5 separate regions of the Homo sapiens genome follow, and regions 1, 3, 4 and 5 are each linked to region 2. Evidence: chromatin loops called from intact Hi-C (ENCODE). Cell type or tissue: endothelial cell of umbilical vein. All regions are shown on one strand. Region 1 has its middle 56 kb from the start of MDFIC. Region 2 has its middle 120 kb from the start of TFEC. Region 3 has its middle 120 kb from the start of LINC01392. Region 4 has its middle 180 kb from the start of TFEC. Region 5 has its middle 88 kb from the start of TES.

Region 1 (5,000 bases), 1.0 Mb before region 2:
AATGAATAAAACTTTGTACAGCTAACTGCAGCACAAAATATGATTCCTAACAGGTACTCTAAATTTGTTTGCTGAACCAGCCTGAATTTCTAAAATTCCCTTACTGGTGAGGAAACTGGGCTCGAGGAGATTAATTTTTTCAAGGTTACACATTTAACATTTGGAGAGGCTGGAATATGACCTCAGGTCTATACATACCCTATGCTCAACCAACACTGCCTCAGGGAAATGCAAGAATAGTGTGCAGCCATGTTGATTTCCGGTGATGCATCTCATTAGAGAGATAAATCTTAGACAATCTAGAGAGATGAATGGATAGTTAATTTCACATAAGCTTTGGCAATTGAAATCAATTCATGGGTGATTTCTTTGTCTTATTAAATTAAAAGAGATCCATAAGCTTTACCAATCAGATAAGGGTGATGCAGAATTATTACTCTGTTGTAAAAGGTGAAGAACTTAAAATGTACTTTCCTTTAAAAGGCCAGCCCACTTCTAGATGGAAGAGGGCAAAGAGGGTACCTTTCGGAAGGATCAAATTTTTCCTTAAAGGGAACTTTAAATCTACTCCAGCCCTTGAAAAAAAATACTTGTTACAACATGTGTCATTGCTTTATTAAATAACATGAAAAAGGCATTTAGTCTTGAAAAAATGTTAATGGCGTATATTAGTAATGGAAGTGAGTTGGCCAGAAATAAGTTTATATATGTCCTATGAAATGTTTAGTTTTCTGAAAAATGCTTTATCATGGTAGCTGATCAAGATGAGTGAGATACAAAATGCAGCCAAAGTAGCTGAATGAATTGGCCTGTTGAATTAGGTTTTTAGTATTGTTTACCTGAATAATAATGTTTACCAAATATAGATGGAAATAATTTTTACTAAGCTGCTACTTCTGACAATAATTAATAGCTACTGTCAGCTGCTTCTGAAAGTCTGCTCCTAGTTAAACATAATAAAAAACATACGTAGCAGAGAATGACTCATGATTTGCCCATGTAGTAGAAATAACATATGCCACAGAGTCCATCACACCCAGCTTCAAATTTTGATTATGCCACTTAATAGAGGAGAGAGACTGAGGATGTTACCCCTCTCATCTTAGTAAAGTTGTTTTGAAAGTGATATGGAGTAATATATGTGAAGTACTTTCCCAATCCAGTGCTTGCCCAAAGCAGTTGGAACTCAGTAAATCTTCTACAACCTAGATACACACTCTAAAATTGTGTCTTACATTTGACCGAAGCACTAGGAGAGAATTCAGATCTTCATTGTATCTGTTCAAGAAAATAAAATGCACTCTAATTCGTAACTAACTGCAATGTTTCCTAAATTCCTTCTTTTTTCCTCCAACATTTTTATGCCTTCACAGCTTCTCTGATGCCTCTCGCTTAGTGAGAGGATAAATAAGCCTCTCACTTATTTATCCCTTAAATAACAATTACAACTCATTTTTTTCTAAACCCAGTTTACATCATTAATGAATTAATTTTATTTATGGTTGGTGTCTACAGAATGCTAGAAGCAACTAGATAGTTACATACAGAGAATTTCATTATAATTCATTCACGCAAAATAAAAGTAAATTAGGGCATTCAGTCTTCAATCTAAAGCTGGGATGGCTCTAAGGTTAGGGGAATTCTATTTGAAGATTGGAGAATCAGCTTGTACAAAACTGCTAGACTGGAACACCCCTCCAACCTGCCCAATGCTTCCCAGTGTCTTGGCCCTGAGCTCCATCATTCAAACTTGGTTTTGGTGTATGACTAAGGTAGGCACAGAAAGAATTGGAGAGATTTCTTTAGGTTACAAAAATGTCCAGCATTGCTTAATAAATCTTGACTACAATTTGTTTCTTCAACTTTTATATAGAACAAGACTTGTTCTTTAAGCTGTGTTCTAAGCCTGCCAATGAAAGGCTTATAGTGAACACAGACATGGAGTACTTTTACCTCTTTATTGATTTGCAGCTATAAATGCCCATTTCTATCCACTTTGCTATACACTTGGTTCTAAATGAAGTCTTCCAAGGAAATCAAGTCACAATCACTTTAGGTTGGAAATCCTTCTAATAGACTTTCACTTAAGCCCATGCTTTCTCAACATTCAGGGCCTAACATGATTTCAACATGTGGATTCCATGAACTACCCAGAAATTTAAGTCTCTGCTCCTATTCCAGGCACAATATTGCCTAAAATTCTTTGGTTTCTGGCAGAGCGAAGCCACTGTGAGTGGTTCCAAAGCTTGCTTAATTGCAAGCCACAAGAGGGCAGCCATGTCCCAGGGCTTCCATTTCTGTGGCTGTATGGGGCAGCATCCCTAAACCAATTTGAGTAGCTCCAACACTGACATCTCTCTATCCAAACTAGATGTCCATAGAGGTTGAGGTTAAAATTAGTTTTGATTTTACAACTTTACAACTGAATTTTGAAAATTATACATAACATTACATAAATCTGGTTTTCTTCCCCCAAATTCCAACATCAGTGTTGAGATTTATGTGTCTCTCTAAGTTGAAGTTGTATTCTCAGAACCATAACTTTCATGTTTGGACAATAGGCACCTATTTCCCACAAAATCCTAATAGTGACATGAGAATTTATCTGGATCAAATCTAGAAAGTTACCCTTTAATCTGAGGTGTGGTTAAGCATATTACCAAAGAGTTACAAATCTATAAAGAACCCCCAAAATGTAAAAGCTGGGACCCAACAAGACATCGCCTTTAAAAGTGTTGTATTCAAGTGGCCAACTAACAAATGAAAAAATGCTCAACATCACTAATAATCAGGGAAATGCAAATTAAAGATGAGATCATCTTACACCAGTCAGAATGGCTATTATTAGAAAGTTAAAAAGCAACAGATGTTGGCGTGAATGTGGAGAAAGGGGAACACTTACACACTGCTGGTGGGAAGGTAAATTAGTTCAACCTCTATGGAAAACAGTATGGAAAGTTTTCAAACGGCTAACATAGAACCAGCAATCCCACTACTGGGTATCTATACAAAGGAAAAGGTATCATTATATAAAAAAGACACCTGCATGTATACGTTCATCGCAGCCCTACTCACAATAGCAAAGTCATGGAACCAACCTAAGTGTCCATCAGCAGTTAAACCAGATAAAGAAAATTTGGTGTATATCCACTGTGGAATACTATGCAGCCATTAAAAGAATGAAATCATGTCCTTTGCAGCAACATGGATAGAGCTGGAGGCCATTTTTCTTTTTTTGAGATGTAGTCTGGCTCTGTTGCCCAGGCTGGAGTGATTGGCGTGATCTCAGCTCACTGCAACCTCCGCCTCCTGGGTTCAAGCAATCCTAGTAGCCAGGATTACAGGTGCCTGCCACCATGCCTGGCTAATTTTTGTGGCTTTTAGTAGAGATGGGGTTTCTTCATGTTGGCCAGGCTGGTCTCAAACTCCTGATCTCAGGTGATCTGCCCATCTTGGCCTCCGAAAGTGCTGGGATTACAGGCGTGAGCCACCACGCCGGGCCTAGAGGCCATTATTTTAAGTGACCTAACTCAGAAACAGAAAATAAAATACTGTATATTCTCACTTACAGGTGGGAGCTACACAATGGGTGCACATGAACATAAAGATGGAACTCACAGACGCTGGGGACTCCAAACTAACTAACTCCTATGGCCATTTAAGTTTGAAGTTTCTTGTCTTAAACTATTCAACTCCCAAGTTGATCATTATTTTATTCTTCCTGCAGTTTCCCTATACTTCCACTTCTCTCAGTATCTTTAGCTAAAGGCCAGGAATTTGTCATTACTTTCGCATAAAAGAGAGCTCTGTTTCTCCTCAGCCTATGATCGATTCAAAGCATGCCTCTTTTCCTGCTCCCCCTCCATACAATGTCATCGGTCTCATTACACACACACACACACACACGCATGCACACTCACAGTCATGCACACACACATGCATTACACACACGCACTGGGCAGCTCTGCTGCATTTTCATGGTGCCCTCCTTCTTCTCTTTTGTCATCTATCCTTTGTTTCCTTCCTTTTCCTTGGGTTAGTCAGTGGTTTCTCTAGCTTTGTTTTCTTCATTGATTTTTTTGCAAAATAGATGGGAGCTCGAAGGTTTACTATGAAAGGCTAGGTTATAAATCAGTGATTTCCAAACCCAAGTCATTATTAGACTTCCAGTGAAATGTTAAAGAATACATATTGGCAGGTCTGCTCGCATAGAGTAGTAGGTCTTGTATGAAGTCAAGATACCTGTGATTTTGGAAAAAAAAAAAGACATCATACATAATTCAGATAGCTACACCCTGTGACTTTTAGCCTTAAATCCTCAGTATTTAGGACTAGCAGCTGTTAATATGTATATTGATTATCTATATTAATTAATTGATATTGTAGCCAACAGACTAATAATTGGAGATGCTTACCCCATATGGTTGTACAAAGCTGCTAGACTGACATAGGGTTGTACAAATCCCTATGTGGTTGAGCAGAAAGCTAAACATTCCTTAAGGAAGCATTTCCTTATTACAAAAGATTTTGGGGAAATCTGAATTCATCAGAAATAAACAAATTTGGCTGGGTGTGGTGGCTCATGCCTGGGATCCCAGCACTTTGGTAGGCTGAGGTGGGTGGTCAGCCTCCTGACCTTAGCCTCACCTGAGGTCAGGAGTTTGAGACTAGCCTGACCAACATGGTAAAACCCTGTCTCTATTAAAAATACAAAAATTGGCTGGGCATTGTGGCATGCACCTGTAATATCAGCTACTCAGAAGGCTGAGGCAGGCGAATCAATTAAACCTGGGAGGTGGAGGTTGCAGTGAGCTGAGATTGTGTCACTGTACTCCAGCCTGCCTGAGTGACAGAGCGAGACTCCATCTAAAAAAAAAATAAAAAAAAAATAAAAAATAAATAAATAAATTTATTTAAGGTAGGACTTAGATCTTTTAATTGCTATTTTGCTATTGTGAAAAATGAATCTCTAAGACATATACACAACATCAAGTTTAGTT
Region 2 (5,000 bases):
AAGCAAATAACTTTCTAAAATGTCACAGGAGAATGAAGGAGAAAGGAATTTAAAAAATGATTAAAAGATAGAGGGAGAAGTAATGAAAAAAGAGGAAAGAAATGCAAAAATGTTTTGGAGGGAATTGAAGGTTTTTTTTCTTACTCCAAACCATATTCAAAGTATTCTAATTATTAAAACTACAATGAAATCTAAAATAAACTGTATCAAATCAATTGCATTTCTTATAATTCCCTAGTAACTAACAGAAAAAAACACATAATGTTTACCTAAAGGGTTACTGAGACAAGAAATGTAATGCTATGTTTTAAGGTTTGGAAATTGCTTATAATGGGTTTTTGCCCATGATATGTTCAACATCAGGATGCCAATAATTTGTCTGAATAAAAGCACCTTGATAAACCTACAGAAATGTAGTCATCAACTACCCTGTATATGGAGATATGTAAAAAAAGGACCTCGTAAAGATGCAATATGCTATTCGTTTCAAGAAAAAAGAAAAATGTTCCTTCATTTCTAATTTATCTTGTAGAAAATGTCAACTTCCTTATTTTAATGACAATTTATATTACTATCTCTTTTTTCAAAATTATACTCTGAAATTCACAAGTTTGACTATGAATTAATGTCAACAAATTGTCTTGGAAAGAAAAAAAAGAAAAAGAAAAACTATCACATAGAACCGTTTTTCATTGCTCTAAATTTGCTAATTTCGTTAGTCTAATTGGGTGTTATTGATTGGGTCAATCCATCCTCATTAATTAGAAGATGTTGAATTAAATAAAAAAAAAAACTACCGGAAGCCACAAATATTAGTTCCTAAGTTAGAAACAGAAACATTAAGAAAACATATTTTAAGGAGCATAGTGTCCACTGATAGATAAAAAAATAAAAAACTTTCTTGCATTGAATGCCTATTCTAAGACTCCATCTTTCCTAAAGATAGCACTTCTTTTCACATTCCCTTAAAATGAGACAATGAATATTCTGTAAAACATAAATTTTTCCATAAGAAAATAACATTAGCATGTTTTTCACCTTCAAAACATTTAGAATCTACATATCTCCGTGATGTATACACTCTGGATGCAATATTACTAAGCTGCTGTTTGTTTCTTTTTAAACAATTAGGACTTCTTCTCATCTACCAGAATAATACAGTCATTTAGGGGTCCTACAGTAGTCACTTAACCTCTTTGAATAAGTCTCTTCAACTGTAAAATGAAAAAAAATGGTCTCTGAGACTCCTTTTGGAACTAAAATTCCACGAGTCTGTGATGTGTATGCTATCATCTTAGCCATTTGAACTGCCCAAACAGCTCACCTGAATGTGCTTTTATTGAAGCTCCTGTCACTAACACAAAGAACCTAGAACTTTGGAAAAATGTCTGTTCAATTTAGTCACTCCTGGAAAAAAAAATTCTAGTCAATCCCATTATTTGATTTCACTGATTTTTTTTCATTAATTGATCAGTCATTCAGTTAAAATACTTGAAGTTGTTACATGTGTAATCAGCAAATACACTGATATGTCTGAATTGGTGTTGAAAGAAAAACATGTGCTTAACTGCTTAATCAATTACACTTGGAGGAGGAAGTATCAGGTAAATTCTTTGGGTAGCAGAGTAGTTTCAATAATGTCAATAATGCATTGTCTATTTTCTGCTCCCATTATAGTACAGTTTCTGATTCTCAAAACTGTTGTCTGACAGGTCTGTGTTCTCCTGGCCAGGTTGTGGTACATTTTGCAGCTTGTCAAATTTCCTCACTTCCTCGTGCCCTTTTTCATTATACAGTATTGCTCTGTGCTTAGCCACTGTATCCATTCATGCAGACATACTCTACCTTCAGTATAACACTAAAATTGATTTGCTAGGTGTTCCTTTGCTTCTTCACATTTCACATCTTCCCATTGAATTTCTTGTGTCAAGAACACAGCTCTGTCTTTTTACTTCCATCCTCAAACCTGAACACTCTTTGGGTTTTCTGAATATTTTAATAGCTTTGTGACTGATGTCAGTGTTTTTTATTCTGCAGTACTTTGTTCAATGCAATTTTATATTATGTTTTGAGAGTATCCTACATTATTTTCATTTTAGATTCCATCTGTTTAAAAATTATTTAAATTTCCTGGTCTTTTCACAAGAGTTAATGGCAAAAGCCTTTTTTCTTTTCTTTTTTTTTTTGGAAAAAGCAGTTTCTAATTAGTATTTTCTTCAGAAAACACATATTAAAAACAGAAAACTCTATAATATACTATAGATTTGTCCAAAGTTAATAGTCTATTTTCTGTTCAAGGACTAGAACAGGAAATAACAAAACACTAAATAATCCTACACAAATTTTAAAAAATGTGTGTGTGTGTGTGTTTTACTGCAAAAGTGAAAGACATGAATGTAAAATGGTTCAGGCTTACAATTACATGATCTAAGTTGACACTGGATATTAGATGTTCTCGGGAGAGTTCAAAGCCTGACCATTTAATGCTCATTGATAAAGCACATTTATTTTAGCATATTGTTTTAACTGGTCAAATTTTGAGACTTTTGGAAGTGTAGGTGAAAGTTCAAACTTCTTTACTAAAGTGTAGCCATTGTGTAATAAAATATCCAAGATGATTCATTCAGTCAACCTAATATCTACTTATCAAGGAGGAGAACAAGCTAAGGAGGTATTATATCTTTCTCTAGCATAACATGTTAAGTGCGGCATTCCAATGTAAAAGGTAGAATTGTTCCTTTGAGTAAAATAATTAATGAGCCCAACAAAAGGAAAGCTGTTACGAGAGAGACCTCTAGTGGAAAAAAATGTAAGTCCCTTGGAAAGAGGTTTTATTGTTCATGCTTCATCTGAAAAACGGAACTCACAAATGCTATTTAAGGCAGTGTCCTCAAAGCAGAAAACTTAAATTCCTCTCTAATGCTTAGAACATGCTGTTTGTCCAAGCAAATAACGCTTTTCAGAGTGGAGCCAACAAAGTGCTTGAGAGAGATGTAACTCCTTAGATATCAGATTTTGAAAAACAAGTTACAGATATTTAAGAAGAAAGACAAGGTTTGTAAAGGGGGCAGCCAGAATTTGGAGACACTGCATTTTCTAGGCACTTGAGCCCTTTATTTGTTTATGGAAGCGTTACTTAAATTGTAAGTAACTTTTTATGTATAAAATTCTCAAAGCACTTTTCTGTGGAGGGGGTTGTGAGGCCAGGAATAAAAGGACTTTCCACTTTCCCACCAATCATAAATTTAATAATAAAACACATTAATATTAATTCAGAATTATTTATAAGGAAAACAGCAAAAAAGTCCATGATACGCAGAATAGAGAGGCACCCACGTACAGGTTATTTCAAGAAAACCGTTGCTTCTGGATTATGGAGTATTTCATTTGCCTAACACTCCTTAGAAGATTAGTCCTCTCTTGTTCTCCATACAATTGCATTTAATTCATCTTCTGATGTATAATCTAATGTTAATTGCTTATTAAAAATTTTCTGCCTTAAACAACGTTAATGGTAAATAAGAAAATTAAAAAATGTTTTCTGACTAAAGATCTAGCGCTAAATACCAGAGAAATCTGAGTCTACTCATTGTGTTTTTAGAATAGGTAGTAATATAACTTCTAATTCAAACGACTGTAGTTCAGAGAGACACTGTGACCCAGAGCCACGTGACTTATAAAAGTGCTCCAGGCATAAGGAAGAAAGTGAAAGAAGTTAGTAAGCCAAGCATACAGGGTTAACTCAGCACTGAAATATGGTCACAACTGTTAAGAAATACAGCTTTGGGAACCAGTTACAATAACAATTTCTGAAATTCTATTCTATAATAATGACAAATGTTGCATATACTTCTTTAAAAATTAACCACAATAGAGCTTTAGTGTTTATTATTGTTCAGCTGTATCATCCAAATTTAGGAAAAGAGTATTTTGTAAGGCTGTTTTTATTTTCAGTTTCAGTCCCTAGTTTTCTTATCCATTTTTAATTCTGCCTATTGTATTTGATAACGCTTTCTTCAATTTCTCCTCAGGATTATGAAATGTTGGAGCCTATTTGCAGGGCAGGTTATTCACAGACCTTATATTCCTAATACTAATATATCTCAGTTAATGCTGAAGAGGTTCCATCTTTTCACTCTTCCCAAAGTCTGAGCATCCTATAAAATAGGACATCATTATTCTGAAATAGTGTAGTTCATGAATCTCTTCAAATTTGGGCCTGTGGCTGGCAGCCACTTAAATAAGAATTGGTAATAGGGTGGTGGGAAGGTGGAGAAAGGAGTTAGAGGGTGTCACACAAACTTTGTTTCCCATTTAGAATGGAGCTTTATTCAGAAAAAGTAAAACAGCTTTAAATTTTGGAGGCTTTGGAAAAGATTATTTTGTTTATATTTAAAAATAAATAAAATGGCTAAAAGAATTTTTCCCATGAAAGCGAAGCATAAGGAAACATATTTATCCACCCTCCTTTCTGATTATTTCTTCTTTAAAAGAAATTGAGTCACATTCCTAGGTCTCCATGTGTTCTTTAAGTGAAACTGCACATTTCCGTTTATAACTATCTCCCCTAACCCCGTAGAACACTGACTCTGTCAGCATATGCCCCGCCTGAATGGTTTCCTTGCACTCTTTCCCATCCTCACCCTTCTTGCTCCACAAAAAGTTAATTTTCATAAACACCTAGGGATGTGAGATTAAAGGTAAAAACAAAGTCTTCAGAGTTTTCCAGAATTCTCAGTGGGGGAAGAAAAGTCACAGTTTGGTTTGGCCAAGGGACTGAAATGCAAATGGCTCCCCACTCTCCACATTGTGCCATATTTGAGGGCTTCATTCACACACACACACAGACACACACACATGTGTGTGAAAGAAAAGAACTCTGCAAGTAGAATTTCATTCTTATTTTAGGTGAGTTGCAGACATCTGTCTTAATTATTAATATTTATATGCTTACTGTTGACTTTCATGTTTCTCTTTTGAGAGCAAATCACTGGGGAAGA
Region 3 (5,000 bases), 550 kb before region 2:
GGCAACAGAGCGAGACTCCATCTAAAAAAAAAAAAAAAAAAAAAAAAAAAATTCTGACATAAGTTTTTGTTGTTGCACTCTGTCTTACTTGCTAATATAAATAAAAATACCAACAAATATTCATGTTGCAGCTACACTCGTTTATCAGTTGCAGTCATAATTTTACCATGGATACAAAAGTTTAGCAAAAATAAAGAGAAATATTTTATGAGAATAAACTGGTTATATAAAATTAGAAATTATAATATTGTCTATTTCATTATTGTCTATTTCATTATTGTTTGTAACTTATGTGCTACACACATTTTATATCAGTAAAATTTATAATAAACTTATGTATATTTATACATGTGTTCTTTTTTTCTAAAAGTTGGTTGTTAAACCAGGGCACTCCTGGATATATGAGACTGAAATTCAGAAAAGAGTTGGAGCTAAAGATAAAAATACGGGTGTCTTCAGCCTATAGAATATTTACTGTCATAAATTTACATGAAATTTAAAATGAAATCAGTAGAGAGTGAGGATGTGTAATGTGTGGTGTAGAAGAATTAAAGAATGGTGTCCTAGAGGTCAAGTTTAAAAAAAGTGTAAATATAAATATAATAAAAAACACAAAATCCATCAACATATTTTATTTCATGTGAAAAAAATCAGAAACACTTGAATCAAAACATCAAAACTAAGAACCAAAATATTTCATGTTAGAATAAAGTGCATTTGCAACATGCATTTCAGAGAATGGGTATAGATGTGACTATTAAATATCTTTTAAAAAAGAGTCCCCGCCACAAAAAGAAAAATGGAAAAGTAATGTTGCTAGATAACTTATGAAAGAAGAAATGTAAAAGGCTGGAAATATGTATAAACTAATTGTTGATCATAAAAAGCTAAAAAGTATTGTGTAACTGCTCTGTATATCAATTTGGAATTGTATCAAAATCGTAAAAACATGCATAACAGTTTATCCATTAATTTCAGTCTAGAAATGCATCTAAGGAAATGATTAATAACATATTGTACATATTTATTGCACAGGTATTTATAAAGCAAAAATAATGGACAGAGTTATTTATCAACTCTGAATATGAAAACACTGAAAGAGTTATACAGTTACCTTATAGGATACTAGTACAAAATTAGAAATCAATAGTTTAATATGACCCTGAATTTATGCATGCATGCATGCATACCCACAGGCCCATACACACATATACAAACATGGATTGCATACCTACTTTTAAATTACATTGTGTAATATTTGAGAAAAATATAGTGAAGGACAAATCAATAAATATTACCTATAACTCCGACATCATGATGTAATAAATATTTGACATTAAAAATACAAATATGCATTTCTTAAGATAAAAATTGGAATGTCCCTATAAGTAAAACAGTAACAGATAATATTAAAATGAAATATTAAAAGGATGATGTAACAAGAAAAAATATTTTAAAAATTAGAGATTCAGTCTCCAAATTTTCTTAACATCTGCCTAATTAAAGTTTCAGAAAGAGGGAATGAGAAAAAAGGGGGAAAGATAGTATCTGTTAAATCATTTTAAAGACAAATTCTGGACACAAAGAATGTAAATTTCAAATCAAAAGTATCCAATAACTTTGAACACAATGAATGCAATAAGACCTATAGCAGGGGGCATCATTATGAAATCTCAGAATGCTAGGTTTAAAGAGAGACAGCTAAGAGTATCCAGTGTGGAAGAAAACAAAGCTAAATGAGTGAAATAAGCAGTTCACATTCAAAAGGACAGGTATCAAAATGGCGTTAGATTTATCAACAGTGACACTGGATGAGAGGAGAAAACACAACCATAGCAACAACAGCAAAGCCTTCTTCCTGAGGGTACAGATTGGAATAGGAGGACCAACTCTTCGTGAGGCTATTTCAAGCAACATAAAAAGGAACTTACAGATTACCCAAGAATGAATTGAGAGATTTATAGGTTTGGGAGAAAGTTAGGGTTGCCAAATTTATGATAGATACACAGAAAACTAAACAAACAAAATTAAAACTGAAGAGACAACAAGATAATCGCTAGTTTTTGAGATAAGAAAAGATTGCCTAGAAAAGAAAATATGATCATAATTTACTACCCAGCCAAACTTTAACAAAATTTACCAAGTCATAACCTAGTATTGACCCTGATTGTTTAATTAACCAAAAATTGTGGTATTTAATTAACCAAAAATTTTGAGAACCAAATTAACCAAAAATTGTGAGAACAAAGACAATATGTCTGTGAGAGGATTGTTGCAAAAAAAAAATTCCCCTTCTAAAAGAAGAAAAATTCTAAAATAGAAAAAATTTTAAAAATAGCAAGTTAAATACATTATTTAGGAATATGAAGGTAACTGCAAAAGGAATAACTAAAAGATTGAAAGTGATTGCCATGGGAAATGGCACTTCTGTATTTCATTACAGATATTAGGAGAATATGATTTTTTAAATCCTCTATAACTATTATTTTGATAAATATCAAAATTAAATTTAAAAAGAGTAAAAAATATATATATGTGCTAAATATTAGAGCCTGCAGCCACTAGAGGGCAAATACTTCCTGGAGATCAATGGAGATTCAGAAGGGAAACGTGGTCTCCTAAGTAGGGACTGGGCTAGACCTAGTCAAAATTATCCAGTCGACACTTATCTAAAATAGCACAGTGTAGCATGAAGAGGGTTAAAAGTTTTTAAAAAAAGTTTTAATATTCTCATACAAAATAACATAAACAAAATAACATAACTAAGATGGTAGAAAATCCATTTATAAAAACACTGTCTTCTTCCTTATAGATACAAAATTAAATTATCTTACAAAATATTTTAGGATGGATATTTGCTTTTACCTAAAAGTGATTGTACATTCCAATATAATGAACAATAAGGTCATTTAATCAGATTGTTGTAGAGGAGACATTGATTCAAAGGAGAGAAAGATCTTCCCTGGACATGAGCTTTACTAGTCACATGAGGAAATAAGGTAGCCCCAGAGAGAGTCTAGAAGAGTTGAGAGAAACAGCAAGGAAGAATCAAAGGAGGACATTGAGATGATGTTTGCAAATATGTTCAGGAGAAGCAGAAGCAAGTTGGTAAAGATTAATTCACCAATTCACAAACCAGTTCTTAAGAAGCATTAGACTAAATGCAATCTCAAAGTTCCTGTTAGTGCTGAAATTTAATGATTTTCAGAGGTAAGACCTGTTTTTTGTATGATGTTAACATGAATTATTTGATGCTAGAGGGCAAGACCTATGTCTAATTTACTTTGTACAGTGCATGAAAGAGTGTGACAAATAGGTAAATGCCCATGTGATTTATTATTCAAACCAGGACATTTTGAGAGAGAGAAAGGAGATGCTATTAATAATTGTAGGCCTAGATCATGACTGGTCAAGAGCAAAAAAAGTAAGATCACCCAGCACGGATATGACTTATTCTATGTAACAATACCTCAGCGACTGGATAGTCAGCATGAAATAAGCAGCTGTGTTGATTTTTAAAGCGTACCTAATTGATGAACATCTGGTGGCAGGTAGCCAGCCCATTAAAAATCAATTATACTCAATGACTTGCATCTGAGCCATACTGCACCAATCTCCTCACACTCATCAGATCCACATGTTCCTGAATAAACACTTGGACCACTCAGGCCAGTGCCTTTGAACTTTATGTGGTTGGAAGTGAATTTCGTCAGTGGCTTTTGTCTAACCCACAGTGAAGAGAAGAGTTCTGTTGATCCGCCCCTGACTGTTGACAGGTCAAGAGACCAGGCGGCAGTTTGAGTAAATCTCTATAAATCCAAGGGTAACCAGAACATTCACTGCTCTGTGCAGCTCTCAGATATAATATATGCCATTAACGGCAGAAACTGGGTTATAAAACAATAAGGAGGTGATAGTGATCAGAGACTGGATTTAGGATGTTATAAGGCAAGTAGAAGTTAGTAATTAAAGTGAGAGTGAAACTTTAGAATAGGGTGTGGAAAAGTCTATACAAACTCTCAGTTCAAACGCTGAATATATGTTTCTATGTTGGGGGTTTCCATTTGCAGCATAATTACCAAAGAACAATTAGTGAACCAGCCAGCCTCCTTTTATGAGAAACATAATTCAAATTGTTATTATGCTAGAGGTGAGTGGGTTGGGGGAAGACAGTTGACCTGGTGCCTAGAATACCACTCTGAAGAGAGCCAAAATCTCCTAATTAATGTCATCCTTGGATCATAAGTGTGAACAAGATCAGGATGTCTGGTGTAAGTCCTGGATCCTTGGCAGGCTACAAGAGCTATCACGTCAAGTTCATTTAAATAGAAGATAAAGATCATTCAAAAGAAATACTTTACATTAAAGATCATCATAGAACTACATCTAAATCCTAAAAGTTATTCAATTAAATCAGCTTTGGAAATACAGGAGTACGGTTGTGATTGGGTCAGGGGGCTTCCCATTATCTTTTACCTGCCAAGTATCTAACAGGCTATGCACAAAGAAGGCTTTTCTCTTCTTTCCTAAGTAAGATTTAGAAGGAATGTGAACAATAATTTATGTAGCATTGTGAAATTCATAGATATAAAAATTAGATGTTCTATGTGTAGTTTGTTTAACCCAATTTTCCTATAGATAAGTGTATAGTTTAAAACATAAAATACAGAAAATAAATGGGTTAATTATCTTGATGTTATACTTCAAAAACTCCCGCCACCCCATTTTAAACTTTCTTAAAGATTGTTTATTTGTAAAAAGAATTTAATACTTAGATTTGGAAAGAAACTTAGAAATCATTTAGTTCAATTCCCTTCTTTATAGATGAAGTAATTGAGGCTTTGAAGGGTGACCCAACGTCAGACTTAGGTCATGTACCTTGTAAATGAAGACTGGACATTCAAAGACAGAGCTCCTGGCTCCAAGTCCACTGCTGTATTTTTTCAACTGTTTTTAAAATGTAAGGCTTATATTTCATATTGACATGTTTATGAAAAGCT
Region 4 (5,000 bases), 56 kb before region 2:
AATTAAAAAAACTCTGACTCGATCTGTTATAAGAAGAATTTAAAAGTGTAGAACCGATGTATCGGGGGAAGACAGAAACAGAAGAAAAAATAGGGTAACTAATAAATGAGAGGAAGCAAAGAATTAATTATTGCACTAAGAAGGCTGATATATTGAGCTCATTTTAAAATGTCTTTAAGAAAGAATGAAGAAGAAAAATTTAAATAAGGAGGAACTAATAAAGACAATGAAAATTGCTTATAAAAATGTTAAGGAAAATGTGGAGGACATTTTAAAATAGACTAGTGATTCAGAGCATCTTAAGTAGGATTGTGGAGGCCCTTTTAAAAAAATCTGTGACCAAGACATAGTCAAACATGTAAGCATTGACTTGTATTTTATGTTCTTCATTAACTTTGAATTTTCACAAACATATAAATTACACCTTAAAATATGTATCATTCAAGAAGGATTTCACAGGAGGTGCAGAATCAGTACATACATCTCTATTGCTCTCCTTTTCCTCTTACCTCTGAGTTTCTTTCTGATCATCTTTGAAGAGATTGCTAGCATAAAATGGCATTTGACTAGCATTCCCCAATACAGCCCATTCCAGCCCTATACCCAAATGCCCAGGAAGAACAGAAAACAACAAAAGTTCATAACATTGAAAAGTAACATTGAATAACAAATCACCATTGGAAATGTTGAGAAACACCCATCTATACTCTGTAGTATATTAACCTTAGGAAATGGAGTCCATTAATTTAAACAGCAGGAAGATGTTTTGCAATTCTCTGTTGTCTAAGCCTTGAATCATGAGCTGTACAAACCCCCAAACTGTCCATCCACTTAATTCTTCACGAATGAAGGTGGCAACATCACTGTTTTCTGCCCTTCCTTCATTCTTATTTAATATTCATTCAGAAATAACTAGTTATAGGAGACCACAGAGCAAGAATGGATGAGGAAGCCAGAGAAGAACTGGAGTTAAGTTACGTTTAGCTTGCCATTAGCAAAGTATTATGGATGTTTTTCAAAACTGAAAATATCTTAATATACTACATTCTAGGGGTTTTTTCTATTCACCTAAACCACTGTTAATCACACAACAACTAGGAAATGGAAGTAGGACATTCTACATCAATACATTAGTGCTACATAGCATAAATAACTTTCCAAAAACTGAGGGATTAGGATGAGAGCTTTGAACTGGAACCTTTATTAAAGAAAAAAATATGATTATTACTTAAGAGAATAGTGACAACAAGACAACAATAGGAAACTAAGAATGCATGACCAGAATTTAAAAAATAATCATGTAAAAATTTAAAATTAGTTGATGAGAAGCACGGTCTTGAAAAATTTGGCCAAAATGCAGAAAAGAAGTTCAGGACTTGAAGAGATACTAGAGAAGATGGCTGATGCAACGAACAAACTCAGTACCATTTCTAGAAATTTTATGTAACCCCAAGGAAGAAAGCAGAGCAACTGAAACAACGCCAATTAGAAAGCCCATGTCTGCAGATTAAAAATCTGTCTTCCAGGTAAATTCCATGTAGCTGATAGGATGAGACAGCTCACTAAATGTCCATTTCAACTCCCTTCTCCCTGCCTTCCTTTGCTCTTGATGCTATTAAGAGAAACGCTTGGCTTTTCACACCCTCTGGAATTTGGAAATGGTCATGAGATTTAATTCTAGCTGTAAAGGTACAAAATGAAATCTATGGGAGAGCTTCTGTTACTAAATACAAAGGCAAAGACAAAGTCTCAATTATTATTACATCCCTAGTAGTAGTAGAATGCCTGTTTTATTAATTCAAGTACACCATTCTCTGGAGTTATTTATAAACTGTTGTTTATCTAGGAAATTCTGTAGTTTATAGCTCTAAATTATTTTATGTAGTAGTATTAAAATGTAAACTTGGCAAGTAAATTTAACTAGTGCGTTATATTATACCATTGGAGCTTCCAAGTGACTGGGAGGTAAGTTAAAATGTTTAAATAAGATACAAACAGTTACTGTTGAACAGATGAACTGTATCTTTGGATTTAAGGAATGTTTGCAAAATTAATTATGGCATAATCAAGCAGAATTACAGTTTTATCTGTACACTGGCAGAAATAATTTGTTTTTAGTTATCTCTGTGAAGAAAAACCTAAACAATAAAACATCACCACTCTCAAGATATTTTTGAAAGAGAAAATGAAAGCCATTCTTTGTCAAAGTTCGGAGTTAAGTTCTTAATTGAATTAATCAATACCTTTAAGTGAAAATATAAATTAAATATGGTAGCCGGAAAAGAGGTAAAGAGTTAGAATGCTGAAACGTTTTATTGTAACATTTTGGCATTTATCATTGAATTTATTAGTGTGCCTGTATATTTATTAGTGTGCCTGTATGTGTATATGTGTGCACATGAGTGTACATACATAGAAGTGTGTTAGATATCGAGTGCAGAAGAGGGAAGGATGAAGTAGGAAAACATGGGCTAGGTGTGGTAATCCCAGCCCTTTGGGAGTTCGAAGCAGGTGGATGCTTGAGCTTATGAGGTTGAGACCAGCCTGGACAGCCTGGTGAAAAATCTGTCTCTGTAAAAAATATAATTAGCCAAGCATGGTGGCTCATACCTGTAGTTCTAGCTACTTCAGAGGCTGAAGTGGGACGATTGCTTGAGCCCGGGAGGTGAAGGTTGCAGTGAGCTGAGATCATGCCACTGCACTCCAGTCTGGGCAACAGAGGGAGACATTATCTTATGTTTTAGTCAGAGTGTTTCTTGGGTCATATTTCTAGATGTTAGTCACTTGTTAATAAGTTCTTGACTGAATTAATCAGTACTTTCTCATTCAAGTCATAAGGGCAAGGACAAATTATGAGAATCTGTCTCATAATACAGATGTGTCAGAAAATCCAGTGGGTATTTATTGTGACTCAGGATATTTTTATTTTCTGAGGACAGAACCATTATTCTTCTGGGAAACACTTGGCCCATCTTTGAATCCAATCTTGTGTTTTGAATGGGAGAGGACATGTTCTTATAGGCCTCATACCCCAAAGCAGAGATGAACACCTGATGTACAGGGCCAGTCAGAGCCCTCCATAGGTAATACTACCCAGTATTTTCTAGATATATAAGAAATATAACTCTAGAGAAGCTCATTACCATCTTTCCAAACACCAGAAAGTGAGTTTGCACCAAAAACAAATATATAAGGCCAAATACAGAGAATGATGGACTCGTTGTCCTGGACATTTGCCCTCCACTCACTTTGGTTTGGTTACATGAGATAGCCTACTACCATTCTAATAAATTTCTTGTTGCATTCAGGCTTATTCAAAAGGGTTTTTCATGCTTGCAAATGAGAGCTCTTGAGAATACAGTGTAATCATAGAATGCATGTTATCAATAGACCAATTCCAGTGAATCAATATAGTGGTAAGTGTTTAATCAGTGTGGTCAATTTAGAAAGGAATAACAGATAATGTAAACTGTGTAATCAGAGAGAGGAAAAAAATCACCTGGTACACTTCTTAATTTAATGAAAAGAAAGCTAGGATGAGATTCTTTAGGAACAGTATTTCTCAATATGTAGCCATCAGAAACCTGCACCATAATCACTTAGAATGATGGCTAAAGGGAACACTCCTGGGCTGCCATTCAGACCTAGGACATCAGAATCTCAAGGGGCAGGGGACTAGGAGAGGTGCATCTTTTAACAATACCCTAGGCCAGGGGTGTCCGATGTTTTGGCTTCCCTGGGTGTATTAGTCCATTTTCATACTGCTATGAAGAATACCCAAGACTGGGTAATTTATAAAGAAAATAAGGTTTAATGGACTTATAGTTCTACATGGCTGGAAGGCCTCACAATCATGGAGGAGGATGAAGGAGGAGCAAAGCCATGTCTTACATGGTGGCAGGCAAGAGATCATGTGCAGGGGAACTGTGCTTTATAAAACTATCAGATCTCATGACACTTATTCACTATCAAGAGAACAGCATAGGAAAAACCCATACCTATGATTCAATTACCTCCCACTGGGTTCATCCCATGACATGTGGGTATTATGTGGGTATTATGGGAGCTACAATTCAAGATGATATTTGGGTGGGGACACAGCCAAACCATATCACTGGGCCATGTTGGAAGACGAATTGTCTTGAGCCACACAGAAAATACACCAACACTAACGATAGCTGATGAGCTTTAAAAAGAAAAAAACTCTCAAAAAAAATCTAATAATGTTTTAGGAAAGTTTACGAATTTGTGTTGGCCTGCATTCAAAGCCATCCTAGGCTGCATGAAGCCCACAGACCACAGATTGGACAAGCTTGCCTTAGATAATTCTAACATGGGTTAAAAGTTGAGAACCACTGCCTTAGAGGAATGACCGTTTTTATTAGGATGCTGATAAAAATGCAGCTTTGAGAGGCAATACATGTACATTAAGGATCCAATTGTGTAGAGTGCAGAAAAACTATGTAAGAGAAAAATCCAGAGAGTGGTACAATGTCAACAAATAGAGAAAGTGCAAGTATAAGTACAGGGTCTGCTATGGTTTGAATGTTTGTGTCCTTTCAAAATTTATGCTGCAACTTAATCTTCAATGCTATACTACTAAGAGGTGTGGATTTGGGGAGATGATCAGGTCATGAGGACACTTTCATGAATGGATTAGTGCTCTTAAAAAGGGCTGGAGGGGCCAGGCACAGTGGCTCACGCCTGTAATCCCAGCACTTTGGAAGCCCGAGGCAGGAAGATCACCTGAGGTCAGGAGTTCGAGGCCAGCCTGGCCAATATGGTGAAACCCGTCTCTACTAAAAATATAAAAATTCCCCTGTCATGGTGGCACATGCCTATAATCCCAGCTGCTTAGGAGAATGAGGCAGGAGAATTGTCTGAACCTGAGAACCAGAGGTTGCAGTGAGCCAAGAGTGTACCACTGCACTCCAGCCTGGACAACAGAGTGAGACTCCATCTCAAAAAAAAAAAAAAAAAAGGGCAGGAGGGAACTAGTA
Region 5 (5,000 bases), 210 kb after region 2:
TGTAGAACCCCTGTGTTTCAGGGAAGAAGATGGGCTGCTATTCCATATAACTTTTTCTCGGATAACCAAGACTTCTCCCTCCATGGAACCTTTGCAAAAGCTCCTTTCTCTCCATGGAATTTTCTTTTCCTAGATTTTGACTTGGATGGCTCTTGATGCACACTCCACATTCACATCTTCACTGAAAAGTCACTAGTTCAGTCAGGCTTTTTCTGCCCATTCATAGCAGCATGGCATCACCTGGGAATTTGTTGGAAAGACAGAATTTCATGCGCCACCCAAGACTTACTGAATTTGAATCTGCATTTTAATAACATCCCCAGATGACTCTCATGCACACTAAAATTTGAGAAGCACTGTCCTTACAGTCTGTGATAGAGACTGCATGCCAGCTCCCTGCATCATTTTCTCCATAGGACTTATGCATATCTAAAATTATTTATTTGCTTTCTTAAACATAGTTTCATTAGCATAGAATTTGTTTTGTCTTTTGCCTGTGTTCACAGTTCCTAAATAGTGCTTAATGTACTGCTGGGACCCAAAGAATATTTGTTGAATGAAAGCACAGAATAGGGAGAGGTATAGTTCAGTAATTTTGATTGAAGAAATGCCATTTTATATCTTCACTATCTAAATAACTCTGTCTTTGGGGCCTCAACTATTGATTAAAGCTATAAGAGCTAATAAATTGTGTTCCAGTCCAATGCATCATGTGCCTGTAATATTTACTGGTTCTATAAAAAACCCTACCTAATAACTTTCAGAAGGATAACCAGTATTATTATATGTAAAAATAAAAGTAGGTTGCTCAAAAAGTTAGAGTATTGCCATGTGACTCAGCAATTGCTCTTCTAAGTATACACCCAAGAGAATTGAAAACAAATGGTCAAACTAATCTTATACACAAATGTTCATAGCAGGATCATTCATAAGAGCCAAAAAAGTAAAAACAGCCCCAAATGTTTATCAATGAATGAATAAATCTGCAAAATGAGGTATATACCCTCAATGGAATATTATTCATCCATAAAAAGGAATAAAATACCATTAATGTTACAACATAAATGAACCTTGAATATATTACATTAAGTAAAAGAAGCCAGATACAGAAAGCTGCATTTTGCCACATATTGCAAAAGCCACATACATGAAATGTCCAGAATAGGCAAATTCATAGAAACAAAAAGCCAATTAGTGGTTGTCAGAAGCTGGAAGGAGGGAGAAATGGGGAGTACCTGCTAATGGACACGGAGTTTCTCTCTGGGGTGACGAAAATATTCTGCAATTAGATAGTGATGATGGTTGACATCATTGTGAATGTACTGGAAGTCCTTAAATTGTACACTTTAAAATAGTTAAGATGGTGAGTTTTAGGTTATGTGAATTTCACTTCAACAAAAAATAAATATATAGAAGCAAATTACTATTTTAAGACATAGTGGCATTAAAATATATTGACTTGCTATCCAGAAATTTTGTTTTACAGACTCACTATTTCAGAGGTCAGGGTGCCAAATGATTAATATTATGTGACGATTATCTTTTTCAGATAGAGATAAGACAGGGAAATAAGGTAAAAGAAATGAGTCTGGGATTTGCCTAAGCCAGGACTCAAATTCCTTTGATCCTTGGCTAAAAGCCCTGATTGGTCCAAAAGGTCAAATGGAAAGGAAAAAGCACTCAAGAATAAATCAGTAAAATAAAAAATTCATTAAAATGTAGCTATTGGGAGGAAAGGAAATAACCTTCCTTTCTTCTACTAAAGAGTGAATTGACAACCTAATTTTCCGAACAGGTAACAAATGTATAGCTGTAGCTAGGTGCCCAGAATTTCTTCTCTACAGGGAAATGTTGGAAATAAATTATGGAGGAGTCTTCAGACTTACTGAAGCCACTGAAATTGTAATTGTTGTTACAATTGCAAGGGTTTATTAAAGATCATCAGGAAACTTGGCATTAAAAAAGTGTTTGGATAGATAAGACCCCTGTTTGCACTTTAAGCCTTTACTGTTAATTACATGTTACTGTGATTAAGCACTTCAGAAGTGACTTTTATGAACTGTGCTATTATTTCATTTAATAAGAACTTGTTATAAAGTCACAGGTTAGCAAAAGTTCATTAATAAGTTCAATGTTTGGAACTCAAAAAGCATTTTCCTATGGAGCAATGTTAGCCATGGTGGTTAGGTTTCTATGTAAGTGGGGTCTAAGAAATCAGGTAAGCCATACACACCTGCTCCCGTAACACTGAACAGCACACTACACGTTTTAAAAGATTTCCATGGAAACATGCATTCAGCATTCTGGGACCAAGACATCTCTTCCCTCTACTGCATTAGTGATGCTTGTTCATTCATTCATCACTGAATCACTCATTCAACAAGCATTGGCAGTGTCTGCTATGTACCAGGCCCTTTAGCAAGTTATATTCCTTTTTATCTGCCAGGTAGCAGGCTTTCTTCAACTTGGAGGAAGTAACCATTGGCTTAGCATATGAACTCCAGCATATAAGAAGCAGAAGATGAGGTTCTAGGGCAAGTAGAAGCAATGAAGGTTAAGGACGACTGGAACAAGGTGATGGCAAGTGAATGATTATTTAGCCCAGCTGCCTATGCCCCTTCCCCCCACTTTCCTCATTGTGGCCAACACTGGTGTTAGTGTGGAAATTCTAGTGGATGACTACAATAAATGTCAGCTATGTAATAGATGCCCTTTCCCGCTTCATTCTCCCTTAGAGCAGTGCCCAGGGTTGGGAAATGCCAAGTAGCCAAACAAGCGTGAGAACTGAGATCTACATTTTTTTAACCAATCCCCCCATCTTACTTGAGAGTACAAATCAAAAAGAAAAAAACAGAGAAAGGAAAACATTAATGAACATATATCCATAGTTATGAATGTTATATATCAGGGATTGTGTGAAACAAAAACAAGCAATTGCTGAACTCACATTTTTTTAAAAAACTACAAGTTACCAACTAACAAAGATCACCACCTAGTGGCCCCAGCAAGATAACTGCACTTGAACAAGATGCATTGAAATTCAAAAATATTGGGGGTTTGTTGCAAGAACGTAAGGTAACATTGAAACACTGAAGCCTCTCCTTTTGTCCCTTGGATCCAACCTCTCCTTTTTCTTTCATTCTGAGTCAGTTTCTCTTAGTTTATGATTCTAGTTTGTCTTGAAAGCATTCTATTTGCAGTTACCTTTAATCTTTGCAATTAGCTACTTTGTCATCTTTTGAGTTCCTCATCTTTTATGATACACCACAAGCCCTTCTGAGTCTTGCCTGAAATAGTGGGTTTAAACATCATTTTTGTCATGCCACTTCCCTACAAAAAAAAAATTGAATGCTTACGTGGATCCTGTTGTCACTTATATCAAGCCTGGTCTAACCCGCATATCCCCACACTCCACTTTTGCAAACATAATGACTGCCCACTGGGTACTTTTCTTTATTGATGCTTCACCACACTCAAATCTCAAACACAACTGCCCTTTTTATCTATTTCTGAGTACTTTTATCAAACTCAAATTCCACCTTTTCATAACTTTTCCCCTACTACTCCTATCATGTTCACTTCCTTCTTCTCTAAGTTCTTACATTCATGGTTATTAACACCAAGTTTATGATTTAATTATTGTCTAATTGTTTTATAAGTATTATGTCTGCAAAGGAAGTTCCATGGTTTAAATGTGTCTATATCTGCCACAAATCTTAGCATGATATTAAACATAACACAAGAGCTCAAAGAATAAATGACTGATATAGAAATGGATAGATTAGAATTCCTGCAATTAAAGGACTTTTAGTTGTCTATGGGTAAGTGACAAGGAAAGAAGAAGGAGAGTACAGAGTGGGGAAAGATTGCTGGAACTATATTCCATGAGTGGAAAAAGATTAATTTTATCCACCTTTATTATGTAAAATGCCAGTGACAAATTGAAAAGTTATCTCCCAAAATGCCAGGATACATTTAAACATATTCCAAAACATATAGTATAATATAACCACGAAAGTTTTTAATGGAATATAGTTACTTTGGGTGCAGACAGTGAAAGGAGCTCACTCAGACAAAGAGAGGGAAAAACGGGGGAAAAAAGAAATTGTTATTAAACAGGTAATGAAATGTTAACTTGCATTCTAAGGTAGGACAAAGTTTTACTTCTTGGGCAGCAGCATAAAATCTGCTCCAGGGATGTGAATTACAGATACGTTAGGCAACTGCACACTGGAAATAGCAAGACTGGGAGAAAGTTCTATGCAATCAAACTTTGGCGTATAATTCAACCAACTTTGAATGTGAATGGAAATATTTTACCCCTAAAATGTGAATAATAAAACAAATAAAATATTAAATAATCTACTCAAATGAAGAAGTCTGCAGAATAAGTAATGTGAACTTGAAAAATCTCATTAAGTGTCACCAGAATTCTATTTCTAGTGCAACTGCAAGTAGTTTTATAACTAGGTCTCCAGTAAAATAATTAGACTATTTTAAGGGGTAGCAACTGACTCTATCTTGAGGAGAGGAAAGAAAATGCTTCTCCTATGTAAATTTTCCCCCAATTTTTCAAACTGACATTTTCAAAGGCATCATAGAAGGACAATTACTTCTATGCTGTATATATTGCTGTTTTACCATAAAAGAGCACTATGTATGCAAGGCACTGTGCAAGCTATGGTAGAGGTAAACAAAGAATGCAAATGGCCTGCATTATATCCTCAAGTATCTTACTAGGGTGAGAAGATCCACATGTATTCAATAGATAATAATTCTGTAATTAATTTTTAAGAAACTATACCACATATTATGCAGACAGCCTGAATTTTCATACTTCAACAAATACTGAAGGCCCACAATTAGAAAGATGTTATAAGATGTTTTGTGAGTACAAAGTAAATCCATTACTCAACTGGCCCTCAGCAACAGTGAGTATAATAAGAAATGGACAGCAGGTACCTCAATAAAGATGAAATTACTTGATGAAAGAAGTATAA

Evidence for each region. Hi-C counts contacts between places; a loop is a spot of excess contacts. Peaks named below come from ENCODE experiments on the same cell type or tissue, not always from the same donor. Only the 100,000 strongest peaks of a DNase experiment are listed, where the experiment ranks them.
Region 1: a loop joins it to region 2, with 9 times the contacts of the local background. A loop is called at or near these places in 13 of 110 quality-filtered maps.
Region 3: a loop joins it to region 2, with 4 times the contacts of the local background. A loop is called at or near these places in 2 of 110 quality-filtered maps.
Region 4: a loop joins it to region 2, with 4 times the contacts of the local background. A loop is called at or near these places in 3 of 110 quality-filtered maps.
Region 5: it touches region 2 in a loop (10-fold over the local background); 11 of 110 quality-filtered maps call a loop at or near these places.

The regions. Positions count from the first base shown.
Region 1 is chr7:114,863,489-114,868,488 of GRCh38, forward strand. No RefSeq gene overlaps it. Among named protein-coding and RNA genes, the nearest start is that of MDFIC, 56 kb to the right of the region's middle. RefSeq lists a silencer at 2,187-2,326. In endothelial cell of umbilical vein, a CTCF peak has its summit at 2,251 (motif pointing right); a DNase peak (open chromatin) is centred at 2,283.
Region 2 is chr7:115,907,938-115,912,937 of GRCh38, forward strand. No RefSeq gene overlaps it. Among named protein-coding and RNA genes, the nearest start is that of TFEC, 120 kb to the right of the region's middle. In endothelial cell of umbilical vein, no CTCF peak of the experiment used is centred here; a DNase peak (open chromatin) is centred at 2,814.
Region 3 is chr7:115,353,775-115,358,774 of GRCh38, forward strand. No RefSeq gene overlaps it. Among named protein-coding and RNA genes, the nearest start is that of LINC01392, 120 kb to the left of the region's middle. In endothelial cell of umbilical vein, a CTCF peak has its summit at 2,592 (motif pointing right); no DNase peak of the experiment used is centred here.
Region 4 is chr7:115,852,112-115,857,111 of GRCh38, forward strand. No RefSeq gene overlaps it. Among named protein-coding and RNA genes, the nearest start is that of TFEC, 180 kb to the right of the region's middle. In endothelial cell of umbilical vein, no CTCF peak of the experiment used is centred here; no DNase peak of the experiment used is centred here.
Region 5 is chr7:116,120,190-116,125,189 of GRCh38, forward strand. It overlaps a transcript of TFEC not described here. Among named protein-coding and RNA genes, the nearest start is that of TES, 88 kb to the right of the region's middle. In endothelial cell of umbilical vein, a CTCF peak has its summit at 3,001 (motif pointing left); a DNase peak (open chromatin) is centred at 2,962.